Linked DNA regions of Homo sapiens: region 1 is linked to region 2. A link is an interaction called in ENCODE POLR2A ChIA-PET data of the cell type or tissue named here. Cell type or tissue: GM12878. All regions are shown on one strand. Links, peaks and the distances in the headings refer to the core of each region. The heading gives the core; the rest is flanking DNA.

Evidence for each region. ChIA-PET counts read pairs that join two places held together with the same protein. Peaks named below come from ENCODE experiments on the same cell type or tissue, not always from the same donor. Only the 100,000 strongest peaks of a DNase experiment are listed, where the experiment ranks them.
Region 1: POLR2A ChIA-PET joins it to region 2 with 5 read pairs; 8 of 35 experiments call an interaction of 5 or more read pairs at or near these places.

Annotation. Positions count from the first base shown.
Region 1 is chr6:79,070,247-79,075,635 of GRCh38, forward strand. All of the region lies in intron 4 of PHIP (PHIP subunit of CUL4-Ring ligase complex), which reads right to left. It overlaps LOC124901346 (a long non-coding RNA gene), which reads left to right. Exons shown (of 2, transcript XR_007059652.1): 2 at 645-5,389. Among named protein-coding and RNA genes, the nearest start is that of PHIP, 5.3 kb to the right of the region's middle. In GM12878, for the core only: no CTCF peak of the experiment used is centred there; a DNase peak (open chromatin) is centred at 175; H3K4me3 peaks cover 3,000 bases; H3K27ac peaks cover 1,798 bases.
Region 2 is chr6:79,003,926-79,009,271 of GRCh38, forward strand. The region is part of intron 15 of PHIP (PHIP subunit of CUL4-Ring ligase complex); the gene reads right to left. It overlaps LOC124901346 (a long non-coding RNA gene), which reads left to right. Exons shown (of 2, transcript XR_007059652.1): 1 at 1-777. Among named protein-coding and RNA genes, the nearest start is that of PHIP, 72 kb to the right of the region's middle. In GM12878, for the core only: no CTCF peak of the experiment used is centred there; no DNase peak of the experiment used is centred there.

The DNA.
Region 1 (5,389 bases), core at 86-5,085, 66 kb after region 2:
AAAACGTTAAACTCAAATCTAGGAATCTGATGAAAAGTTACTGTGTATTAATTTAAGGACGAAACATCCTTTAACTGCTTATACTAAGGCCAATGTAAATAATCTTGAATGACCAGTTTCATTTTTAATGTTTCAGTTTCAAGCACAGTACTCAAAATAACACAATTCTTATACAATGACAGCAAAGTTGTTTCAGACAACGGATGTTTCACTAAGTTGCCTAGAATTTAGTGTCTCTACACCCAAAAACTAAACCAGAGTCAAACACAAGGTATGTATTTCTTGCATTATACTATAACCTTTCCCAAGACAAGTTACATGCCTTTTTCTATTCATGACAGAGACCAAATAGACCATGACACATGACCATGGGTCAGCTGGAGTCCAGAACACAGTCATCCTCCAATCTTCATGGGGGAATGGTTCCAGGAAACCCCACACCAAAATCAAAATCCAGGATGCTCTAATTCCTCATATAAACTGGCACAGTATTTTCGTATAACCTTTACACTCCTCCTGCACACTTTAAATCATCTCTAGATTACTTATAATATCTAATACAACGTAAATGTTATGTAAATAATTGTTACAATGTATTTTAAAAATTTTTTATGTATTTTTTTCTAAACTATTTTGATCTACAGTTGAATTCACAGATGTGACACCCGCAGATAAGGAAGGCCTGCTGTACATGAATTCTTCCTGTGTCTCTTCTGCAAAAAAACCTGCCATAGCCATCTGTACTGTCATGGATAACCTAGGGCTTACCTATACCACACATCTCATTCTCCTTACAATTTAGTTTTAATATAAGAAGAAGCTGCATTCGACTATGTTGCCACCTAAATTTTCTTATCAAAAACTCCTCATCCAACCATCCTTTTCTTACCTGTGATGCCTAAGCTCAAATACGGCTGTTTTTGAGTGTGTAAGGTAAATAAAGGAGGACCTGCCTCACAACTGATGATTGCCTTCTCTGTAGTAACTTGTCAACTTACATTCATCACTATTCAATAAGATAACAGTTTGTGATTTTTCAGTACCCTGCTTTATCAAATTCCATCAAGAAAAAACATGTTATCATTTTCACCAATTTGTTATAAAATACTTACACTCCTCTATATTCCATAGGTCCAATAACATTATTCACTGCAAAGTAATTTATTAACTCACAATTTCCTCATAATTTCATTGACATAGCTTCTCAAAAAATAATAGAAACTGAGAATGTTCACATTTAAAATGTCTTTCTAAAATTTTAAATTTGATTCCTATAATAGCCTTTGCCACTTTTAGATATAACCACAAAAGCAACTTAAATATCCTAAAATTAGCTGTTAAAAATTTTTTTCTAAGTAAAAGTGCATTAAAATAGGAAGTTATTTTAAATAAGTATGTTTGGTATTCTCTGGCAACTAAAGGCTACTTAGCTTAGTATTACAGATATTTTTCTATGAATTCTGAAATTTATACAAGGAAACTACTAGTAAGAATGAAACTAACCTATTTAGTATTACTTGTTCAGAGTAAGTTGTACAAGATACATTTTATTTGTTACAATTCTGTAGTGACATGGTAAATACCCACAAAACTTGAGAAAGGGAAGAATGACTGTCAATTGGTTTTAACTTAAGCTGAAGCTGCATTAGACTATTATTATTATTATTTTCTTATTATTCATCCACAACTTTCCAGATTATGAAAAAAAAAAAGAAAACCAAAAACTAACTTACAAAGAAATTCTGAATCAACTAAAAAACTGAAATCGGTTAGGATTTATTTTACCTAAAGCTAAAGTCTTTCTTGAATTCTGTTTAAAATATATATAAACAGATTGACAAAACAGAAGTCAAGACATCTCTTCTCTGACAGTTTCCAAAAAGAATACAAACTATTGTGATGGTTGTAAATCTCACAAATAACTGTATAGAAGGAGGCAGACGCCATAGCCAAATTCTCTTCATATATTCCTAAATGTCATTTGATGATTACCCAAAGAAAAAAAGCTTTGCATATTCTCTAATCCATTCAGGATATGTCAACCACCCAAATTATTTCTTAATGTTCAGTGTTCCATAAAAACAAGTCACAGTAGAAATCAGTAGCACAATTTTTCCAGAGGTCTATCCACAATGCCTTAACCATGATTTATTTTTGGTATTAAACATTTTTCCTTTATTTTTTAGACCTGTTTCATCCTTGAGTCTATAAAGTAATTATAGTATCTTCCGAAGATTTTTTTTTTCTTTTCTTGAGACAGGGTATCACTGTGTCACCCACGCTGGAGGGCAGTGGCATGGGGCACAGCTTATTGCAGCTTCAACCTCCCTGGGCTCAGGCGATCCTCTCACCTCAGCCTTCGGGGTAATTGGGACTACAGGCATGCGCCACTACACCTGGCTAATTTTTTTTTTTAGTTTTTGTAGAGATGGGGTTTTCCATTTTGTCCAGGCTGGTCTCCAACTCATGGCCTCCCAAAGTACTGGGATTACAGGCATGAGCCACCACACCTGGACTCTTCTGAAGTTTTAATGTGGCCTTTTTATACTGCAGATTCTATGTTCAGAAAGTATATACATACTTGTGCCTGGAATAAAAATGTAAATGCTTTTCTTAAAGAAAACTTTATTATAAAGCTCTAAGCAGAACAACCTTTACTACCACTACTAAAGTTCTGATAATAGCAAACCAAAACCCTTACATAGTACTTGATTCATGCCAGTTATTACTCACAGACCACACAAAGTAGAAGCTATTATTAGCCCATTTTACAGAATGGAAAACAGACTCCCTCAATACGATTCTGCCTCACAACAATCAAATAAAAACCATTATGGTTTGGGAAAGGGACATTCCAGCTCCCGCTTTATGCTCATGCCGCTTTACAACTATTTAAGAATATTAACAATATAGTAAGTATTGCATTTAAAAAGTTTGTAAATGCCTCAAATTTTAAAAAATGGTATAAGCATCAATAGAATAATTCTATATGTAAGAAAGAATGAAGAATGCTCCTTCAGCCTCTCAGCAACATATTCACACCTAACATTTTATTCATCATATAACCCTTCACGCCTAACATATTTTATTCATCATTATAACGACCATATGAGATTAAAGCTGTTTTAGAGACTACCACGCAAAGCTTCTATTTCATTGATACTCTACTAAAAAAGGAAATAGTAACTCTACTACAACTACACACATTTACTTTATTACATGTTCACCCAACCCCAAAAAATTATAATAATCAAGTGTTGAAACTATGTTATCTTCAATATAGAATGGGAATCCCTACTTCTAAAACATTTAATATGATATCTTTTTTTTTTCCCTGAAAGTTGTCTCTAGGTTTTATACCTTAACTTTCACATTAATCAGCACACACTAAATAAATGTATACCTAAGATATATACTTAAATAAATCCTATCCATCATTCCTATTCATCTCTGAATTTGAGACCAACAATAATGAAAACTAGTACTTAAACTATGATGGAAATCATGGTAATTTTGGGGCATTTTACAACGTAGTTAGTGTCTCAAATCATCTTTGCAACAAGAAATGATATTACCACCAAAGAATGGCACTATGAAAAGCATTTATATAATTTTGTAACCTATGTGATTTCTACTTTTCTGTGTTTTGGAAAACTAAGCTCTAAGAATGAAATAAAGCTTAGTTCTTAAATACAATGTACTGCTATTTCTAGTTCAAAATCACAGATTTTCAGATTGAAAAAATTTCAATCCACTTATTTTTCAAATGAGATAACTGGGACAAAGAGAAATTCCATGACTTGCCCAAGATTACCTACAGTTTAACTGTCAGCGGGGCTTAAAACCACAATCCACATCTCCTGACTCCCAATCCTTTCACTTAAAACAAACAAGCAAACAAACAAAAAAGATTTCTAATAAAGTGGAATAATTTTAAGAAAGGCAAGTATCACTATTTTACAAGGAAAAAATTAAATCATTTTAACAGATTGGCAAAACATGAACTAGTTCTTGGGGGGAAAAAAGAGAAGTCTTACAAGAAAAAATGTAATCAAGAGAGTGCCAAATTCGGTAAAATGCTTGAAAATTCTGCCTCTAGATCTCGTAAATATGCAATCATCATTAAGTGACAACTAGAAAGCAGACTTAATAAACTAACTAGATTCACTATTCAAACTAAGAAATAAACAAATGACAAAGCTTTCCTTTCGTCCAAAAAAAGTTTTTTATTCTACAGTTTAAGAATTCTGATACTTGGAAAAAGTGCCCCTTTTCTTTAAAATAAATCTCATATTTTAAAAAATGTAAAATCTAATTAAACGTATACCATAGTACCAAAAACAACTTTTAGCTTCCTATCCAATTCCATTTACTTTGTTAAAAATGTTTTAAATCTTAAGGTAGATGGTGATAATCAGTCATGTTTTATACCAGAGACAGAAACAACCATAAGATACGACCATTTCCTTTCTCAATCACACTTGAAATGAACGCATCAATTTTAACCTGCAAACTTTTAAAACTGCTCTTAAAATTCTACTTTCCTCTTGATTAAAATTCAACCATTGCGATTGTAACTAGACTAACTACAGATGATCAGTGACTATTTTTAAATTCACATCTACAAATATTACACCCCATTTTAAGCAGCAATAATTTGAGGTTTCCTAGAAATTTCAATGCGATGTGATATATGAGTTCTCCCATTTAAAATATTGCTCAGTTTATTAGTTAATACAACAAATCATTTCCAGGTAGAGTAGAAACTAATGACTCAACAAGTAATTTTCAAATCAATGTTAAATAAATTCAACTCGATATACAACAACGTAAAACTTTTTAAGTCAGAATAATTAAAATAGAAAATACTGTACAAGAGACTTTGCATGTGCTGACTTAGATATTAAACAGCGAGATCAACTATTGAACAAAAAAATCCAGTGTTCCAAATGTTTTTAGACCTAACTAAATCTCAACTAAAAAGGTAAAATAAAGTTAACTCACACACCTAGATATACAGTTTGATGGATGAGAAAGCACCTCAAATGGTACCTTGCATCCAGTAGATATAGAGTAAGCAATATGCTGAATGAATGAAAAGAGAAAACGAGTCAAAGAACTCCAAGTTCTAATAAGATTTCTAAACTGTCTGATGAGTATGCCAACGTTCCTGTTCTAGTAAGGAGAAAACTCCAAGCAAGAAAAACCACTTCCATTCAAAATAGGTGAATTTTGAGCATAATACATAGATAGAAAGAATGCTTACTGTATCTTAAATCTGCGATGCAGACTAGGGATAGAAATTCACTTTACTAATAATTCCTCCCCCCACCCTCCCCCCAAAAATTAAATTAACTCAAAATCAAAATTGATAGCTCATTTTTACTGA
Region 2 (5,346 bases), core at 7-5,006:
CAATAATTTTAAGATAAAAGCATACATCCTAATGAAGTGAAGATTAAGTAAAACAAGCATTGTACAGTAATAAAATTTATGAATATTCATGAAAAGTGCCAGATTAATAGCCTTGAAAAATAAAGTATTCTATCCACAGACCAAACACAATTCAGGAAATAAAAGAATACCAACTCCCCCACCCATAGAATTCTGCTTCATGTTTTAAACTCAGATTTAACACATAATTATGTCTTACACTCCATCTATCTCCGTTCAATCATGCCCTTTCTGCAAAAGCTGACATGTAGCAACTGTACGGATTTTTTGGTAATTCTTGGAAGTAGTAGCCAGAGATCATTGCTCAAATGACACTAGATTTTATTATTTTTGGTAATAAATTCCCTGGTAGTCTGACTCGTCTTTTAAATGGTGAATTTCAAAGGTTAAAGAAAAGGTTTTTTTTACCTGATAATTGTTTTCTGTTTTCCAGTTCCATTAATCCAGAACGAATGGGTTTCCTCCCTGCAACCTGTCAATCAAACAGAGGTGGCCAATCACCACTCTGAATTTTTTGCTCTCAGTGCTTCTTCAGACTATGTTCCAGTTGAAAACTTCTTTAGCAGTGTTCTGAAAGAGGTAAAAATTCTACCCTATCTAAAGCACATCTAGGGACTGAATTTCAGAAACAACTAAAATAGGGAGTTGACTCCCTAACAAATAACAACTAAGGATGATTTTCAACAAATGCTGTTGGATTTCTGGATTAGCAGAATCGGAACACACACACATTATCAGGTAAGAAATACCTCCTTTCTGTTCCGGTATCCACTGATCTAGAACAAATTGAGCTTTATTAGTAATATCCCAGGAAATGCTTGGAAAAGAGAAAGGTAGTAACTTTCTTTCTTTAGTATTAAAAATGTGGCATAAGGATGGATGTACAGTTCACCAAATGCAGAAGTTAAAATTCAGAAGAAGAATAACTGATTTCTCAAGGAAGGTTTGCATTTTGGTAAAAAGAGAAAATATTTCTATAAAAGAAAGGACTTTACCTAAGAAGTTAATACAATACCACAAATGGGACTGCCTCAAAAAGAAAGCTAGCTTTTTCCTTTGGCTTGCTAAAAAGAAGAAATGTGTGCAACAGTGCTTATTAATGCTCTTTTGGATGGTTACAATAATAGAAAAGAAAGAATAACTTTTTAAAAAATGTAACCATATTAGATAAAACTAGGAAAATTATCTAATGTTTAATATACACAAAAACTTAGAAAAGAAAGGAAATGAATCATAAGTGAAACAGGATTATATCTCGAGTGTGAAGAAAGTTGGAGGATGATAAGATAGGAGAAGAAGGTAACTGATTCCAAGTCTACTTTAAAACAATTCAAAAACAAGAAAGAATATAACTATTTCTCCAGATTACCATAAGGGCACCAGGAGCCATACAGCTAGGCATTTGCCAAAAATGAAAGACTATAAGTACAAATTCAGGATTCAAGTCTTTATTTTTCAGTGTTTTCCTAGGCAAATAAAAAAAAAAGTTACATGAACTGTTATAAATAAGCAACCACATGAACAAAGTACACCTCTAAATAGACTTTTATATCAAAAACTAAAAATTAGGGGATTGAAACTGCCTTAGCCATGTGTTGTTAAATGATTTTTTTTTAACTCAGTTCACTCAAAATTTCACAGAAGCCAAGAGAGAGAACAAAAAAGCAACTACTTTATAAATCTACTCTAATAAATGTTTCCAGAAGTATAATTACAAGTCTAAGATTACAATTTGAAGTAGAGTGGAGACTTGAAAGTAGTCCAATTTAGCAATTTCAAAGGAAATCTGATAAATGTTCCTAAGCATGGTATCCTTCATGTGTTGTTTAAACAAACATTTTTTCTTTTTGGGGGTGAGGGTTGCGGGGCAAGTAGGACTGATCAACCCTTGACCCTATTATTTATCAATGTTGCCACATTTACAGTTAGTAGATCTCTGAAATAATCTTGGGGACAGTTGAAGCTTATAAAGCTCTAAAAGAGCAAAGAAAAAATAGCAATCATATTTAAGATGCCTGTGTGTCCTATATAACACATTTCATTGTGAATATGGCAAGACAGTATTAATTTTCTTGGTATAAGGCATCTGTTTAACTCCAAAGTGACTTTTATATGGAGAAAATGAAAGTATATTTCAATCATATCAGAAAAAAGAAAAGGATATTATTTGGATTAACCATTTGTTTACTAAAGGAGGCATTAAAAGAATCTGCTTTACTCATGAACCAGTTAGAAAAGGTGCCTCTAACTTCATCAATTAAAAGACCAACTCTCTATTTATTAATAGATCCTCAGACAATAAACACCCATATCTATAAACTGCAGACTAGGTTTTCCAGACCAGGCTTCCAAACAGTTGATGATATAAAACAGGAAAATATTTTACTTTCTCTATATTAACTAAAAATAGCCTAACTGGTTTTAAAATGTATGGTACGATTAAGTAAGCCAATCAAAAGAAAAGAATTTTATCTTTTTAAACAAGGGTCAAAGTATTTATGAGTAAGAATTCTCAAAGACAAAATTTTAAATGAAGGCACTATTTGAATATTCACATCTACTAGAAAGCAGTAAGGTTTATCTTCAAAAACGAAAAGAAAATACCCTCTCTCACCAAATGAAAGGTATATAAGCCTATCATAAAATTAAATGCACTGCGTATCAAGAAAATGTGTCAACATAAAATTTAATACTACATATAGCTTATGCTAGCTAGCACTTACTGCAGTTGTAGTAAAATAATTAGAAATAGAGTGAAACTAATAAGTAATGAGAAATTATCAAAATAAGTGCATTTTAGATGAACTATTCCTCTAATAAAATCAAGTATGCTTGTTATGCATTCTTTTGGATATATAGAAATAAAGACCACATAAAGCTCATAGACATTAAATATCAATAAGGTTTAGCTGAGATAATCTATGAGACAGTATTTACCAGTAACTGTGAAAACTTCAAAAAGAATAAGAGGAGTAAAAAGAAAATAAAAGTATATTCAGCAATTATTGTATTTTGTTTTATTTTTAAAAGGAGGAGATGGGAGGATCAGATGTGTTAAAATAATGACTCCCTTATTTGAAAATTCTCATACTGACTAAAGAATTCTATAAATACTACCAATAAATGAGTAGTATAAACTTGTTAGGCATTTAGAGATTTATACTAAACTTTAAAGAAATTAAATGATACAAAAACTTATGAGCTAAGAGCTCTGATGAGGACTCATTAAGGAAAGAATACTAATACCTTTTTTGAGGGAAGGTACTATACACAACTAACATAATTTTCCTGAAGCAGAAAGATGAATGATTAGACAGAGGAATGAGGTCGAAGACCCAAGACATCTCTCCATCAGTAATAGGTAAATCACCTAATCTCTGTGGAATGATGGAGATAAATGATCACTAGAATCCAGTTCTAAAATCCTACCATCTGAGGTTCTGAAAGGTATGTTGAAAAAAACTGGACAAATCTGGAGATGAAGTATATTAAAAGCAGAATGCATACTAAAATTCAGGATCTCAATTATATCAATCATGAAGAATATACAGAGAGTGAATATGAGAAGTATATGCTTCTAGAAAACCTTAACACAAAGTAGGAAGGTTAAAAAATATGGGCTATCTTAGGCAGAACCATCCTCTTCTAGAGTTATTTCAATTCTATTAGCAGGGTCAGTATGTCTTGTTCTTTTTTTTTTTTTTTTTTTTTTAAGCACACCGTTCATTAGAAGAAAGCATCTTACCTAGGAAATACTCCAAAATTTTAAATTATGTATGCAACTTTTAAAATACCCTAAAATAATCTTATGAAATGGACTCATATACCAAGAATGAAAAGAGGTGATAAATGGAATTTATGCTAAGAATAACCCTTAAGAAGTCCTTCCTTATGTATTAAAAAAACTTTTAGATTAGAGCTTGCCAACCTAGGGAAAAATATGTAAACTAGATACAAAAAAGACTCAGATGTATATTTGAAATAAGTGTTGGATCCTGGTCAACATGGTGAAGCCCTGTCTCTACTAAAAACACAAAAATTAGCTGGGTGTGGTGGCGCTCGCATGTAGTCCCAGCTACTTGGGAGGCTGAGGCAGGCAGGAAATCACCTGAACCCGGGAGGCGGAGGTTGCAGTGAGATGAGATTGTGCCAGGAGGCGGAGGTTGCAGTGAGCTGAGATTGTGCCACTGCACTCCAGCCTGGTGACAGAGCAAGACTCCGTCTAAAAAAAAAAAAAAATCCAAATTCCAACAGTTCAGGTGTTATCAAATTACTTTAAAATAGTTATTGCATGGCTGTTTTAATCTTGAAAATTCTTTAACTTATGCCAACATAAAAAAGGAAACTGCTGGACCTGACTTGATAAAAATCAGTAGATCAGATTATTACATAAAATGAAAAAAAAATTATTATATAAAAGTGATTCTGAAAAATCAGCTCTAGATTTTCATCAAAAGAAAAATATTACCAAAATAAATATCTTCAAATTTAACATCATTTTGTACCCATATTATGATTTCTCTGGGGAGAGCAATACTATTGATTAGGCCTTCCTTGAGGCTTATTTTCTTTTGGTCTTTTTGGCATATTAGCATGGTGTGTCTTCCTTGACACACCCTCTTAAGGATTGTGACCCCTTTTCCATTCTGCTAAATATATGAGTATTTCCCAAAGTTTACTTCTAAGCCTTCTGCACTTCCTTCTCCTGTCTCCACGAGAAAGTAAACTATATACTATAAGAAACACTTCAACACTTTCTTCTTTTTACTCCTAGCCCCTCTAAGTAGTCTATCTCCAAGTGCCAGCTGGCCATTTCCACATAGGTAGTTCAACGCAATAAACATTATTACAAATGAACTGAATAAAGAAGTCAGTTCTCCCTTATGTCTTTCATATTTCCACTAATAAAACCATTGTTCTCAAGGTCACCCGGGCTTAACACTCTATAAACCCATTTATTAAATCTTTCCTCCCTGTCATCCTATAGCCCAAATCCTAATATAGTCACAAAACACCAAGTCATTTATGTATTTTTTTCTTTACAAATTTCCTACCAACTACCCCTATAATATTTCATGACTAATTAAAGTAGTTGTCCTCACACTTATTCAATTTCATACCTGAAATTGTACTACTGGCAACCAAACTATTTTTCTCTTAGCTTCTCGACCATCCTATAAAATAATTTACTAAAGCCCCCACAAGGTTCATAGGTATTTATGCCTATGAGATCATTTGAAGTCACTGACAGTTCATCTCAATTTGTTTTTCGTCATTATTTCCAAAATCTACTGCAATCAAGCTTCC